Linked DNA regions of Mus musculus: all the other regions are linked to region 1. Evidence: chromatin contacts called from ENCODE Hi-C or POLR2A ChIA-PET data. All regions are on one chromosome and are shown on one strand. The core of a region is the stretch at or near the end of the contact, and the rest is flanking DNA. Distances in the headings are between cores, read along the strand shown. Region 1 holds the start of Ppp2r5a (protein phosphatase 2, regulatory subunit B', alpha). Region 2 holds the start of Atf3 (activating transcription factor 3). Region 3 holds the start of D730003I15Rik (RIKEN cDNA D730003I15 gene).

Region 1 (5,144 bases), core at 1,823-4,322:
GAAAGATGACCTATCTTAAATAACAAGTTCCTGAATTGTTCATTATGAAATAACAAGTTTTAGGTAAAAAAATTACAACCTACAAGAACACAAGTTTCAAGACCAGAAAAGGTGATTCACATATACTGATCCTGGTTTTATTTTCTAGCATCTAGCCCTCAGAGGAACTTACACTATTTATTTTTAACATTTTCAGCCTTAAAAATCATGCAACCCACTCACCTACAAGGTTTTGCAAAAATAAACTGAAAAGGTTGGATTGTTTTGTTAATCTTACTCAGAGTCTGTTTCTAACAAAACTCCTTGGCACCTTTCCAGTTCAGATGCATGTGGACAAAGTGTAAGCAAGCAGGTTGGTTGATATAAAATACTTGAAAGATCTTGGATGCCCATGGATATCTGAATCACTCCACAACCAGTGAGATTGTATTTCAGAGCAGTTAAGAAAATTTCTCTTTCATACGAAAGGGTTTTCTGCTGTTGTTTTTGCTAAAACCCACAACTGGGGGAAAATACTACTGACAGAAAAAACTCTCAACACGGTGGTATCAAGGGCACTGCCAAAGCACCAAGTAAGACAACTCCATTAAAAAAAAAAATCACTTTTCAAGCATTTTGACAACTGGATTTAAAGCAGTTTTTCCTGAGGATTTTATTTTCAAGTAAAAAGTTTTACTTCCTCAATCGAATCTGCATCAGTTTATCATGAATAATACCTTATGGGGAACACTATACACGCAAATTTCAATTTCTTTCTACTACTGACCAAATTCTGTATGTGAAAACATTGGCAGTTCCTGCTACATCTTCAACCAAACATCAGGTAACTTTGAGTCTGATTACTGATTCTGTGGATTTCTGTCCGTCTTAAAGGCAAAATCTACTACAGAGGCATCTCAAGACTAACCAGATGTTTAAAATTCAATTACTAGCAGAGGAACTAAGAAGTACAACACTAAGAAGAAGAAAACCACGTTAGCAAATTAGATACATAAGAAAAATGCTAGTATCGAGACTTCAAACTAAAATTAACAGGATAAACTAATGAAAAACAAAGGATAAAATAACTCTTAATTAAGTATAAAAGCTTAAACCTCTGAGTAGCAATTCACTATCCTAACAGGTAGGACAGAGTTATTTTAGGCTATGGCTGCACTCCACTGACAGTGCTGTATCAATTTGAACAATTCTAGTATGGTAAAGAGCAATAAAGCAACAAATGAGACACCACACACCTAACATAAACTATTTTCAAAAGTCTGTGTGATTCTACCAGTGGTATATCCTTAATTCAGAAGCACCCCGAGAGGCAGATGTAGAGTTTAAATGGGGTTCCAAGCTGTTGCTGGTCAACTGTTGATTTGATCTAGGGTTTTCTTTACACTCCTTGCCAAACTAAGTCAGGATTCATAGACTCAAAGACAAATCACAACCAGATTGGCCTTGAAAGGGATGCTGGATCTTTGTCAAAAGAATTGAAAAATCTGCTGATCATTTATCTATTTTGGCATGAGCCTTTCTTTTATTTCTTGGCCTTGTGACTCATTCTCTAGGTTTCTATCAGGTTGCAAAGAATTTCTTAAATATCTAGGAACATAAACATCTTTTCCATTAATGACATCTAGCTCATAAAATGCAAAGACGTAAAATTATTAAATTAAAAGCCAGTAATTCTCAAAGAATAAGCAAGAACGCCAGTAAACAACTCATGAAAAGCCTCCAAACCGGGTGAGAAAAGAGAGCCAAAAGGAGTGCCAAGCACTCCTGCGAGGCATTAGGCACGGATACCAATCTGAATTACTTACAAAACCTTACAAAGTCCTTGGAAGCATAGCCGCGCTAACCAAGTTCCCGTTCCACGGCAAAGAAATTACTCTTCCTTCATAACCTCTCCAAAGACAATCGAGGTCTTCTGAGGTATAACATTTACGTCTAACGAGACAGTAAGATCTGTCACCTGGTCCCGGTTTTAAGCTAGTTCTATATAGCTACGTCTAAAGGCCAGCTAACTCGGCAGCAGTTTGTTTGGACCCTGGATGTGACAACTGAGGGACAAACAGAGAAAGAGAAGAACTAGCTAAGCTTGGAGAAAACCAGGGTTGAGGCTCAGCGAGGCAGGGAGTCGAAAGACTGGACGAGGGAAGGGAGCGCAGGTACCTCTGGGGACCCTGAAATCGCCAAGGCAAGGGCAGGCGGGGCAAGCGCGCAGGTGGGAAGGGGAGTAGGGCTTGCCCCGGGAGCGCGGGCCAGGGGCGGCCGGGGGTTACCTTTGAGCTGGGGCAGGGGGTGCAGCTCCGCCTGGCTGCCCTGGCTGCGGAACTGCGACGAGCCCTGAGAGCGCTTCTGCCTCTGCGCCTTGCGCACCGATTTCCGGGTGAAGCCGTCCACTTTCTCCGAGGCCGAGATGGCGGCGCAGGCAACTGGTGCGGGCGGCGACGGCGACGACATCTCGGCGACCCGGGCGATCGGCGCCTCCCGCGGCGGCTGGCCCGGGCAATCGGCGGGGGACGGGCACGGCGGGCCTGCGCCCCTGCGCCCCGGGCCCCGGCCGCGCCGCCCTCGCGCTCCGCGAGCTGCTCCTCACCCGACAGCGCCTCACGGCCGCATCCCCGCGCCGCGCGGCCGCCTCCCGGGGCTGGCGGAGGGGAGGGCGGGGGCGCGCGGGCCGCACAAGTTGCTGACGCCCGGCGACGAGGGCGGGCGGAGGCGAGCCCGAAGTTTGGACGGCTGGGGCGAGCGCGCGGGTGCGGACGCCGGGCGCGCCTCGCGGCCCCTTAGCGCGCGGAGTCCGGACAGGTCTTCAGCGGCTGCCGCCCGCGCTGTCCGCCCGGCCGGGAGCCTCCTCCCGGGGCGCTTCCATCGCGGGTCCGCGCGAGCCGCTGCCGAGCGCTCGTTCTCCTGTCAGCGATGGCCCCTCATCGCCCGGGGCGGCCACCCGTACCCCGATCCTTGGATCCTTGGATCCCTGGAGCGTCGCCCTCGCTCAGCCTCCCGCGCCCACCGGCCGCCCACGGAGCACGCCCGGGAAGCAACTGCTACAACTTGAGAGGGTGGCTGGTTCGGGTGAGGGGGGACTCGGTGCGCGTGCGTGCGCGCTCCCGCGGCCCGGGGGAGGTCCTCGCGGGGGGTGGAGGAAGGAGTTTGACTGACAACTTCCGCGGGGTCCCACTAGCCTCCGGAGTCTCCGGAGGGGGCCGGGGCGGGAAAGCATGCCAGTGCCCTCGGCCAATCGCAGGGCTAAGCGGCAGACGGGGGTGGGGGCGTGGCCTCCCGGCTGTCTATCAAGAGTCCATAGCTGGGTGGGAGGGAGGGGCTACGTGACAGACGCGGGCCACAACCAATCGCAAGTGAAGGCAGTGAGCGGGGTGCCTTGTGCGTCACAACTGTAAAGGAAAGCTCTCGGGAGGGAGAAAGGGGAAACGCCGCGCCGCTGTCGGCTCTTGTGTACGCCTGCGCTAGGCTCCAGGCTGGGATTGTTCTCCAGACAGCGCGTTAAGAGGGAAACTACACAGGCAGCTCAGAAAGCAGAAGAGCGTCCTCCCTCTCTTTGCGCCCTGCTTACCAATGAGAACATGAAGCGAGGGCCGGGGTGCCCAAGAACACCAAGCATTGCGTCAGTCGAACGGGGGCGGGGCCAAGGTCGTGTCAGAGCAACGTGATTGACAGGCGAAGGAGCCCCGGGAGAGAAATGAGCTTGTCCAATCGGAGCGCGGGGCTACGTTCTTGGGCGGGCCTTCTCCTCTCCGGTCCTAAACCGCGTAATTGGTGGTTGGGGAGTCCATTTGTAGCTCCCGAGGTCTTGGCGCCGCGGTTCGCTGATCGCTGATCTCGCGTGGGGTTTGGGCAAGCTCGTCTCTACCACTTCAGAGAGCTCTGCAAGTCTAGGCCCTCTGAAAAGAAGTTTCCCGTTTCGAACTTAGCCCAAGTTTAACCTCTTCTGCTGAGGCCCTTCAGTCATCTGTAGTCAAGTTCAGATTAGCTGATTTGGGGAATCTCTTCCTAAGAGATTCCGTCTAAGTTTTATATTTAAAGCCAAGAACTGCTCATGTTAGCTTTGGGCATCCGTATGATGCTTCAACAGAAAGTGATCCCGCCTGCCCATAGTGCCCCCTTTGCTCTGCAGTCTCTTCTGCAAGTCCCACACCTTTTCCTTTTGACATAAAAACGGAGGTTAAGTAGGCTGGCCTAATGCTTGAGGAGGATCGAGAAGTATGCAAAAGTAGAGTTCTAAACCTACACTCAAAACATTTGCTTAACCAAATTATATAACAACAGAAGAATGTATAACGGAAATATGGTGTGTATACACATATTTTTCCACCATAAAGAACGAAATAACATGTAGGAAAATAGGTCCAACTGGAGATAATCATATTAGGCTGAATAAGCCAGTTTCAAAAACATAAATATCTTGTTTCCTTTTGCTTGCGATTCCTAGATTTTACATAGGTACATTAAATCAAGAATTTGCGAAATAAAAGCTAAGCATAAGAAGTTGTCCAAGGGAATTAAAGGGATTAATGGAAGGGGAATATGTTTGATGTACAGAAAAGACTTGTATGAAATTTCTAATATAAAATTAAATATAAAAAATAAAAAGTTGTATACAGCCTTCCCAGTCAAAGAGGCTCAGATTGCAACAACAACTAAAAGACCTTTCTCATCCAATCAGATTAAGTTGACTAGCTCATAATGTTCAAAGCTTTTTATTTTAACAATTTGCAAATGATCCACCCATCATAATTCAAGGGTTTCAAGATCACTGCCAGCTGGCCTTTCAAAAGGCCATTTTTACATATATTTCCAGATTATAATATAATTAGATCATTTCTCCCTTCCCTCCAAACCATCGTTCTTGCATCTTTCAAATTCATAGTCTCTTTTTCTTTAATTGTTTATGTATGTATATATGTATGTATGTATGTATAGAAAGATAGATATATTGCTAAGTATATAAATAAAACCTCTATCCTTATAATGTTACCTGTATGTGTATGTTTCAGGGGTGACCATTTGGGATTAGATAACCACTTAGTGTGCTCTTCCCTGGGAAAGACTGTCTCTCCAGTTCTCAGCTTTTCCTTAGTTGCATGTAGTTCTTTGTCTTATTGCCTGGTACCTACAGAATAGAGTTCAAATTCAGT
Region 2 (5,144 bases), core at 906-3,405, 210 kb before region 1:
TAGCTCAAACCCCCATTTTGTCATTGAATAAACTGAGGTCCCAGAAGGAAAGCACTTGCCTAACTAAACTCACAGAGATGGGTGTGGTCCAGTCCAGCCAAGCTGCCCACACCCACCCTCTACTCATTCTGCACTACCAGGAGGACCCATCAGTTAGTTCAATAGATCAACCAAATAAGCAACCACAGAGAGAGCTGCCTGCCAGGGGGGCAACTGAGGGCTGAAGAGACCCATACCTGGCACCCCTCATAGAGGAGGCTCTGACAGAATGAAGACCAGAAGAAACTGGTGTGCCAAGAAGGGATTTAGATAGCCACAGGTGCTGGGCAATGCCTTCTTCACTCTGGGAACCTGGTCAGCAGCCTCTGAAACCTCTTGATAGAAGCAACAGCAACCCCCACCCCAGCCCCACCCGCTCCAAGCAAGAGCCTGTATGTGGTAACATTATCCCATAACAAATGCAACATGCAAAACATGTGCTCCCTTCTTGGTGACACATGCCTGTAATCTCAGCACTTGGGGACCGAGGCTAGAAGACTGCCATAAGTTTAAAGCAAGCCCCAGTTACATAGGGAGACTTTGTCTCAAAAGAGTGGAACAACAGGAGGGGAGAATAAACCTTTTAAATAATCGGGCTTGGCAACTCCTTTAATTTATAAGAAAGCTCGTGAGCTACATGATTAAATCAAATAAAATGGCTAAGAGGAAAATACAGAAATGGGAGTTGAAAATGAGCATGGGGTCGAAGCAGGGAATCAATCCAACGGGAGAGAGCTAGGAGACAGAGATGTAAGAGAGGCCCCCTTTCCTGTCCTGTCTCAGAGACCGGCTAGGAACGCTGGGTGGGGGAGCCTCCACACTGAACATCCCTCCCTGGCTCCTTTTACTTTAATTATTTTAGTCTAGAAACAAATCTGTCAAAAGCTGGCTATCTGAAGCACACAGCGCACAGAAAGGTGCTGGGCGTGTGGGCCTGTAATTTCAGCACTTGGGAGGCTGAGGCAGGAGGATTGGCCGGAGTTTTTATGGGCAGTCTGGATTACAGAGTGAGACTCTGTCACGAGAATACAAACAACCCCCCCCCCGCACGCCCCCCCCCCCAAGTACAAGTGGTTCCACACCCTGGTCCCTCCACCCGCTTGATCCGATTCCTTCGCTTCCCTTCCAATACATAAAGAAACTCAAGGGCCGGTTAAAAGTCAGCCAGAGCACAGCAAGTCACAACAGCGAGTGAGGCTGGAAGTGACGTCTCAAACCTAGCGGTCCGAAGTTAGCTGGTGCGGAGACCTCTCGGCCTTCAGCCCCGGGACAGCGCCACACCAGGGCTCGCCGCCTCCAAACTTATCCTAACACACTTTCGCTCACAGCGCTCTACGCGGTCATGCTGCCCAGATCTCTGCTCCGGGGAGCGCAAGGCGACCTCCAGCGGCTGTGCCGGACCTCCGTTCGAGCGTCCGGTCTTCATTCATTTAGCTCGATACCGGGAGCAGCGCTTCAACAAGCCGCGGCCACTGCGCCTCTACGCGGACTTAGGAGGGACCCGCTCCGAGTCCAGGGTCCGGGACAAGAAGTGATGGATGGAAGAGGGGACCCCGATCGCCAGAGTGTGAGTCACCTCCGCGCACCAGCACCCACCTTCCACCCAGACGACCTCTCCTAGTTGCAAACTGAGAGCGCAACTCCTCCGTCCCTGGGCATCTTTCACGCCTCGAGTCAAAAGAGAAAGTTCGTTCTTTCACTTTACCAGAAACTTTTTACCAGCTAAGAACGGCAGCGGCAAAGAGCGGCTCAGCCGAGCGACTGTGGCACGGACACTAGGGCTTCAGTCTCCGGTGGCGCAAGGGTCCCGGGACTGGTCACCAGAGGGGAACTTAGGGTGAGGAGGGCAGCGCTCCTCGGTGTGGCTCTAACTCACCTCCAGTCTTCGCTCGGGGCGGCCAGGGTCCAGAGAGCGGCCAGAGGCGGGTGGTCTGTCCCGCCGGCGGGCGAGCGCCAAGGACTCTGCCGGAGCGCGGGTTAGCCGATTGGCTCCACTGGGGAAGCACCGTGCGCGGCGTCTCGCTGAGTGAGACTGTGGCTGGGAGCGCGTTGCATCACCCCTTTTAAAGCCCTCGCGTTGGCAGGGAGCCCGCTTAACTCCAGGTTACCAATCCCAGGCTGACGTAATGCTATTAATAGCTTCCAGGGAGAACTGGCCAGAGGAGGGGTGAAGGAGGGACGGGGGCGGGGCAAAAGGTGGGTGGAGACCGCGGACTTGGTGATGCAAGTGCGAGAAGGGGCGGTCACGGCGCGTCCTGCGTTCCTCGCACGCCCGGGACACACACACCCGCCCGCCCTCTATCTCCTTATCAGGCTGGGAGCCGCCCGGGCGCACCGCCAGATGTGCGTATTCGCCGCTGCGTGTTCCAGGCATGAGCCAATGGTGCCCAAGCCAGCGGCATGACTCCACCGCCCTGGCATCTCTCCCTCCGCTAGGTTGGGGAAGGGGGGGTGGTGGTGCTGGGAGGCGGATCCTGGCAGTGGCCCAGACTAGGTGAGGCTGGGAAGCGGGCACGACCTTTCTCTAAAATGTGTGGTCATTTTTCTAAAACTTCAGGAAAATGTGCCTTCTTTGACCAGCGGCCTAGCCTAAGGAGGGGGCGGGGAAGGGATAGCGGTGACAATCTCCCGCGTGAAGGAGGTGCCCAAAGTTACACTCCGATGAATCCACACCGTTACCCGCCACTGTGACCTCCTCTGCCGGGGACCCAGCTAGCAGCTGTGGGTTAACGTAGACATTCGGCAGCCTCGTGCTCCCACGCCCACGGCCCCCGAACTCGCTAGGAACCCGAAGTGCTAGTGACCGGACGCGGTCAGTTCGGTTGTTGTTTTTATTTTTAATAACAACCACAAAACGTTTTTAAATGAACAGGGAATTCTCCACGAAAGCAAGAGCGTAGAAAGAGGAAAGATTTGGAGAGATCAGAGCCACCTAGCGCAGGGATAAGAAAGGGCTGGAAAAAGGCGGCTCGGCTAGTCTGGGAAAGAGGACGCTTTGATCTCTACGCTCCCGGTTTGGGCGGGGGTGGGGGTCCGCCTGGATATCAGGAAAGAAAAACCGGCTCCAGGTTTCGAGTGTCTGTCTGCAGGAACAGAGGGCTCTAGGGATACGGTGGCCGGGACTGAACGCGCACCGCTTAAAGCCGGAACACCGAGCCCTCTTGTACTCAAATCTGGTGGCGGGAAAGGCTGGGCAAAGGACTCGATTTCAGGCCAAAGCCTCAGCAGACCTGGGTTTGAAACTTGAAATTAGTTTCCCGGTTCTGACCCAGTAATTCCGAGGGTCTGAGCTGAGCGCAAGACCCTGAGCGGGACTCCATAGCTCATCAAGGGTTACACGTGCACAGACTGCGGCCCAGGAATCGCACACCTGCCTGGCAGACTTTGGCGGGCACATGTGGGGCAGGACGCTGAGGTGTAAAGACAGAGGCACCTGCTAACGCCCGCCTTTGAGAGGAAGGCGATCAGAAGGTCACAGGGAGGTAGTTTGGGGTGTGAAGCAGAACTGACCGGTGCCGCTGCCTCCATAGCACCTACCACCCGGACTGTTACGGTCCTGAGGAAAGGTCGCCGACGGTAGTACAACCGTAAGCAACTGATGGCCCCAGAGACAGACATTTCGGGCAAAATCAAGTTCTCTGCACCCGGGTTCCTCAAGTCCAAGGCAGAGTCTCGCCCTTCACAGGCCTCTGCCCTCCATCGAGGCCCCCGGAGTCTCTCGGTCCTTGCTGGCCCGGGAGGCCTAGGGTGGTTCCATCCCCGGGATCCTCTCAGATCCTGCCAGGATCTGACGGGATTACAGCAGCATCGCGCGGGAAGCGCCAGGCTAATGTTTTGCTTTGGGTTTTGCCTTGGAAACGGCTCTCGGGGCCCCACCCTCCGTCTCCCACGCCCACACCCTGCTCCACACCTCCACAACCCGGCCTCCAGCCGACCTGCCGGCAGGTAAACCCCAGGCGTGTCGGCACAACCCCGAAGAAAGTCAGGTGCCTAGAAATGAAAGTCATTTGGGATCTCCTCCTACCTGCCCCATCTTTTTACAGGCTGCCCTGGAATAAATAAACACCACTGTGCGGTGTAACAGGGAGATGGGGGAACACACGAACCCCGCCCCAGGCCGCTGGGGGCCCCGACAGAAATTTTTATTGTTTTACGGATTAAATTGGCGTTCTATGGAGGTGGGTCTTGTCTTCAAGTGGAAGGCACGGCCGACAGCCTCGAGACCCCAAGCAGCAAGACCCGCTCCATCAGAACCGTGGAAGGATAGCGTAGACAGAAGTCGGCAGAGCTTCGTGGGCACCTGGTCATGACCGTGGTGCCCTCCCCCACGCCCGTTCTCCTGCTAGTCTAATCATTAGCTTTTAATCTCCAAGTCGTACCTGGATAGAAACTCTCAGTTGTTTACAGAGTTCTGAGTCTGACATCCTCTGCCTCCCTCTCTTACTGAAACCCTAAAAGCGATAAGACTCTCCAGGGAGAAGTCGCCCCCCGCCCCACTTGGATGAAACGCCTATCCCAGGCAAACAAAAGTCACTTTCTGCGGGACTCAGTCCCCTAGGCTCCCAGGAGAATCGTAAAGCGCCTGAGAAAAACGGGAAGGAAGAGCCCTAAGGTCTGGACCAAAGGAAGTTGTCAACATCTGAGTCCCCTCGCTTCTCACGTTACCCTGACTTATTGTCCCCAGTGTGCGTGCGCATTCGTCCATACTCCCTCAGAGGGGCAAGAAAAGCTCCCAACACCCAAATCTCTGCCCGACACAAAGGCAAGAGAATGCCTGTCCAGCCCGAGCAGGAAGCCTCTGGCTAACGGGATTTCAGGGGTTAATCCCCAGTCAAAGAGGGTTAAGCAGAAATTTGAATGTTCTGGGGTTTTTCTCCAGAGAACAGCCCCGGGAGCCCGTATGCAGATCAGCTCCGGTCTGTTTTGCTGAGTGAGATAAGAATTGAAGACTTCAGGCTGAGGCATGTACCAAAGGAAGAGGGAAAATAAAAAGGGGAGGAGAAGGAACCAGGCAGCTAAAAACAGTCCCCTCGTGGCAACCAAAACTAAACACAAAAACATTACAGGGAGCCAAAAGCAAAAAAGGAAAAAAGAAAGTTCAGAGA
Region 3 (5,144 bases), core at 1,943-4,442, 170 kb before region 1:
TTCCCTCACTCCAGGTGCTTCTAGGTTGGGTCAAGTTGACAATAAAAACAGACCTAGCTACCACAAGCCTCTACCACATGTGACCAGAGAGACCAAGGAGCTCAGAGCTTTGAGAATTCAGAAGCTGTTTACACACATTTGTGCAGAGTTCTCTCCTCACAGCTCCTGCCTCCACCAATGCCTGTTTGAAGGTGAGGATAGATGTGGGCAGAGAAGGAAGATATTAACTGTAAGAAGTCTCTGAGCTCCTCTCTGGGCCAGTGAGGTAGCTCAGCGGGTGAAGGGGCTTGCCTCTAAGCCTGCAGATCTGAGATCAGTTCCTATCATTGGTGTGGTAGAAGGACAAACCTGACCTTTACAAGTTGTCCTCTGATCCCTACAAACATGATAACCGCAAATAAATGTACTAAATCATTATCATTCAATTACAATTATTATTTTATGTGTAACAGTTATAGAGTTTCTGTTATTATTATTATTATAGCAAACCCCTCACCCTTCATTTTAAGACATAAACTCTTACATAAATGGTGAAGCTACTTAATGCCTGAATAGACTGGATAGGCTGCAATATAAATAAAGAAAGTTTCTAATAAATTACTAGGGGTGCAGATGTCCAAGTTATACAGGGAGGTAGGAATAAGCACGGTGCACTTCTGACCTGTGAGAAGGACGACCTGATCCTACCCAGCTATCTTAGGAGCGTTGTGTGAAACAGGAGTACTCTAGGACAGGGCTCATGGCTCACAAGCACACGGCTCGAGAATTACCATGGAGTCCAGCTCAGCCAGTGACTTCTGAGTTTCACCATGCTGGATCCAGGGAGTGCTGTTGACTCTTGGGTCCTGGGCCATACTCTCCACTCCTGTGGGAGAGTGTGCCTACTGCTCAGGTCTGCAGTGTGCCTGGTGCTTTGTGTCACCAAGTGAGTCACCCATGTGGTTGGGAATGGTCCAAGGACTCCTGCTCTTTGCCTGCTGGGGCTGTTTGCCGGAGAGCACAATCCTTCCACATTAGTGGTGGTGTTTGCGTTTATGACTCGTCCTGACATTTAATGGAGTGGAGCTTCTGGGGTGGGGAGTGAGAGCTGGAAGCTCAGAAAATCAAACGCTGCTATGATGACACCAGATCTCAGTTACTGCAGATTTAAAAACAGCAGTGGACCTCATAGTGCCATTCTGTGGGGAAAATCACCCTCTGGGTCACCTGTCTGGAAGTTGGGTGGAAGAGAGAAGATGGGAGAGATGGCAGTCCCCAGAACCCTTTCTCGAGTTCTTCCTATGTTCACGCCACGACGTTTTATGTCACATATCTGACCTCTGACAGTTTGCAGGCTCATTCGTACCCATTGCCCTACCTGGGTCTTTTTTTTTTTAAGTTGTTTTTCTGATCCCCCCCCTTTTTAATTATTTTCTTTTGTTAACATACAAAGAAATGGGTTCCATTGTGATGTGTTTATACACAGGCCCTAATACTTTCTTATTCTCCTCTTGACTGCCCTCTAAGCCTCATACCACTTACTGCTCCTCCTTCCCCTCAAACAGTCCTTCCTTCTGCACCCAGTTCTGCCTTCTTTCCTCTCCGGCTGCTTTGACTGCACTTCATCCCGAGCTCCTCCCCTTTTTGATTTAGAAGTTTAGGTTATATGTGTCTATGTCCGTATAGGTAGGTATGTGCAGGAGTGCAGTGTCTCCAGAGGCCAGAGGGTGTTGGATCCCTAGTATCTGTAAGGAGCTAATGTGCTGGAAATTGACTCTAGTCCTCTGCAGGAGCAGGTCTTTCTTGTAACTGCGGAGCCATGTCTCCAGCCTCCATAGTGTCCTCTCTGCTTTCATGTCACACATATACATGCATATACAGATTTAAATCTAGATTCTGCATATGACAGAAAGCATGCTATACTTTCCCCAAGTGTGGCTTAGGTCACTTAACACAATGATTTCCAGTTCCATCCATTTTTCCTACAGCAATTTTCATTCTTTGCTAGCAAAATTCAATTGCTGGGGCCAGAAGATGGCTCAGCAGATAAAGACTTCAATAATCCTCAGACCCGGAGTTCATTCCCTACAACCTACCTGGTGGAAGGAACGAACCAACCTGCTCTCTGATCTCCACAGATACACTGTAGCACTTGCTCCCATACTCACCCACATACATGTAAATAAATAATTTTTAAAATCCCATACATGTATACATATAGAACGCATGTTCTTTAACCATGTATCTGTTGATTGCCATCTGGGTTAGTTCTTTATTTAGCTATTGTGAATAGTGCAGCAATAAACTTGGGTGTATTGGTGTCTTTGTGATGTGCTGACTTAGAATTCCTCCGGATTTATCAATTTGTATGTGTGCGCGTGCATGTGCTTGTGCACGCGAACTGCTTAAGACCCTCTATTCCTCACAGGCCACAAGATCTCAGGCAGGTGATCTCCCCTGAATGAAAGTAAGAAAGCTCACTGCAGGTGCCTGCACCAAGAAGTGGCTGCCCTGCAGTCTTTTCCTGGGCACCTGGGGCTGCCTGGGCTTTCTCCATCTCCTGGTGGGCACAAAGATGTTTGACCACAGACTCCACGTATCGGAGCAAAACCGAAATCACAGAAGCATGATGGACAGGAGACAGGGCAGGTCACACAGGTATGGAGACTAAGGACAGGAATGGTTAGCTTCTAAATGTCCACGCTGAGGACTTCCCGTGTGTCTGGCGTGAGTAGCCAGAAGACGGACTGTGACCACCTGCCATTGTCCCACTGGGCTCCCTTCCCACAGTGCGACCTCTCCGAAACTGTTCTTGGCATGACCGTGACCACAGTGGATGGCTCAGGACTGAGAAGCAAGGCCTGCCTCGGGCAGCTCTGGCCCTAATGGGCCAGCCCAGGTCTCTTAAGCACAGCCTCTCCAGTTCCAGAAAACTCATGGGTAGGCTCCACAGGGCTGGGCCCTAGGTCAGCCAAACTTTAGCACGAAAAAAATGAAAATTCTGGAGCCAGCCCTATGGCAATGATTAAGAGCTTGACGATGGTCAGCTCTGTGACCTGGACAGCATACTTTTTGTTTGAGGTGACCGAACGGGTGCAGTGCGAGCTACGGCCCCTTTAAGACAGCGAAACTCGAACTTTCTATCCCGGCTTCTCGGCAGCGCGCTTACGTCACAGCGTTCTCCGTGAAGGGGCGGGGCTGATGACTCACGCAGTCGGGCCTCCGCCCTTCCGGGCCGCGCGCACGTGAGCGCGCCGCTCCGCCTGTCTAATTTTAGCTCTGAGGTGTCAGGGTCGTGCGAGGTGAGGCGGCGGGGTCGCAACGGGCTCGGGTGGGGTCCTCACGTGACTCCGTGAGGCGGCATGCTCAGGTGGGGGTTCCCCTCAGGACTGGGGGGCCGGAGTCACGTGAGGTGAGGCGGGTCGTGATGGGTTTGGGTAAGGGTCCCCTCGCGACGAGGATGGGGTTGCATGAGGTGAGGCGGCAAGCCCTGGTCCTCTTGGTGAGCGGGGTCTTCAGGTCACGTGAAGTGACTGCACAAGGTCTCCACAGCTCGGACACGGGACCCCTCAGGAGTGGGTCGCCAGGTTCATCTGAGGTGAGGCGTTGTGTGGGGTGTCCTCTCCGGGTCACGTAGGTGCACCCGTGGGGTCAGTCGGCAGAGCCCGGGGCAGCTGAGCCCGACTGTGTGGACAGCCCTTGCACTGCAGGTCCAGAGCGATGTCAGTCAGAGAGGTGTGGCATCTGGGTCTGTGGGCCACACCTCTTTCAACCGAAGCAAGTTCTAGAAAGTCCCCTGGTGGGTGAAACTTATCAGAGTTCAAGTTTAGGTAGTGTTGGGTTGTAATGAAAACTTGTGAAGAGCGAGAGTAAACGTGGTGGCTGACCCTGCGACCAGCTGAGGAGACCCTGGCCCGGGGTCTTACTAAGGGGCTTCCGATCTCTGTATCTTCCCTGCTGAACTCAAGATGGTTTCCTGCATGTCTGTGAGGAGTGGAGGAGGACATGTCTGTCATCCAGAGTAACCGGGTCAAGGATGTGTGGTTAGATTGGAAAGGAAGACATCTGCTTGCATCAGCTCAACTTTGAAGACAGGGGGTGCACTGACCCCCACCCTCTCTCCCATCTCACATGAGGATGACCAGAGAGGGTTGGTGTTCGAGATTTGCCATAATGTGTGGGATCAGGAACCAGATAAAAGTTTAGTGTTGAAGAAATGAATGCCAGGCACCTTGTAAAATTGGCACCGCAGCCCTGTCATCAGAAAGTGAGCTGTTCTTTTGACACACAGAGTTGTTTGCCATGTCACAGTGACCTGCATTCTGTTAGTGAGGGAGCCTCAGGTTTCACATGGGTTGTCTCTGTATAAGCTGTAAAATGATAGCCTCTGGCCTTTATGGTATTGGGAAACTTGAAGTGTTTAATGATAAAAGTGGTTTCTAATGGTTGAGTGCTTCAGTTTCTTCTTTCCAACCCCCTATCCCCACTTTTTAAAAGAAAGGTTAATCGTGGAGAATGTGACAAGAATGAGAGAATCTGGTGTGTTCTTTCGTTTGCATTCCAAAAATAAATACAACCCTTCTGAGTTCATATGCAAACATGGATGTGCAAACATTTTAGAACTTTAGTCCCTGTAATTATCCACCTCTAACCAGTTTAAAGGACCTGAAGGTTGGGCTGGAAAGATGACTTAGCAGTTAAGAGCACTGGCTGCTCTTCCAGAGGACCACATGGCAACTCACAGCTGTCTGTAACCCCTGTTCCAGGGGACCAACTCCCTCATACATGCAGGCAAAACACAATGTACATAAAATAAAAATATTAGAAAAGACTTGAAGATTAAAATCCAGTATTGGCATTTTATATAGCAATAGCTGGCTCTTGACCAGTGTTTCAACCTTTCTAATGTCGTGACCCTTTAATACAGATTGTGGTGTTGTAACCCCCACCATAAAATTATTTTTGTTGGTCGTTCATAACTAATTTTGCTACTGGTATGATTCATGATGTAAATATATGATTTGCAAGATATCTAATATGCAACCCCTGGAAGGGTAGTTCAACCCCCAAAGGGGTCTTAACTCCCAGGTTGAGAACCACTGCTCTTGATCCTATTTTTTTTCTTTTTTTTAATTAGGTATTTTCTTCATTTACATTTCCAATGC

Evidence for each region. A loop is a pair of places that touch in the nucleus more often than their neighbours do. ChIA-PET counts read pairs that join two places held with the same protein, here RNA polymerase II (POLR2A).
Region 2: a loop to region 1 is called in a map of heart, with 11 times the contacts of the local background. The contact joins the promoter of Atf3 here to the promoter of Ppp2r5a in region 1. A Hi-C loop is called at or near these places in 1 of 37 maps with a recorded cell type or tissue (heart). POLR2A ChIA-PET finds 5 or more read pairs at or near these places in 3 of 5 experiments (Patski and embryonic stem cell).
Region 3: a map of heart shows a loop between it and region 1 (2.1-fold over the local background). The contact joins the promoter of D730003I15Rik here to the promoter of Ppp2r5a in region 1. A Hi-C loop is called at or near these places in 1 of 37 maps with a recorded cell type or tissue (heart). POLR2A ChIA-PET finds 5 or more read pairs at or near these places in 2 of 5 experiments (both embryonic stem cell).

The regions. Positions count from the first base shown.
Region 1 is chr1:191,393,969-191,399,112 of GRCm38, forward strand. It overlaps Ppp2r5a (protein phosphatase 2, regulatory subunit B', alpha), which reads right to left and starts at 3,073. Exons shown (of 13, transcript NM_144880.4): 1 at 2,268-3,073. The coding sequence starts at 2,448.
Region 2 is chr1:191,181,178-191,186,321 of GRCm38, forward strand. It overlaps Atf3 (activating transcription factor 3), which reads right to left and starts at 2,156. Exons shown (of 4, transcript NM_007498.3): 1 at 1,916-2,156.
Region 3 is chr1:191,221,262-191,226,405 of GRCm38, forward strand. D730003I15Rik (RIKEN cDNA D730003I15 gene) reads left to right here and starts at 3,193. Exons shown (of 2, transcript NR_151547.1): 1 at 3,193-3,281; 2 at 3,948-4,426.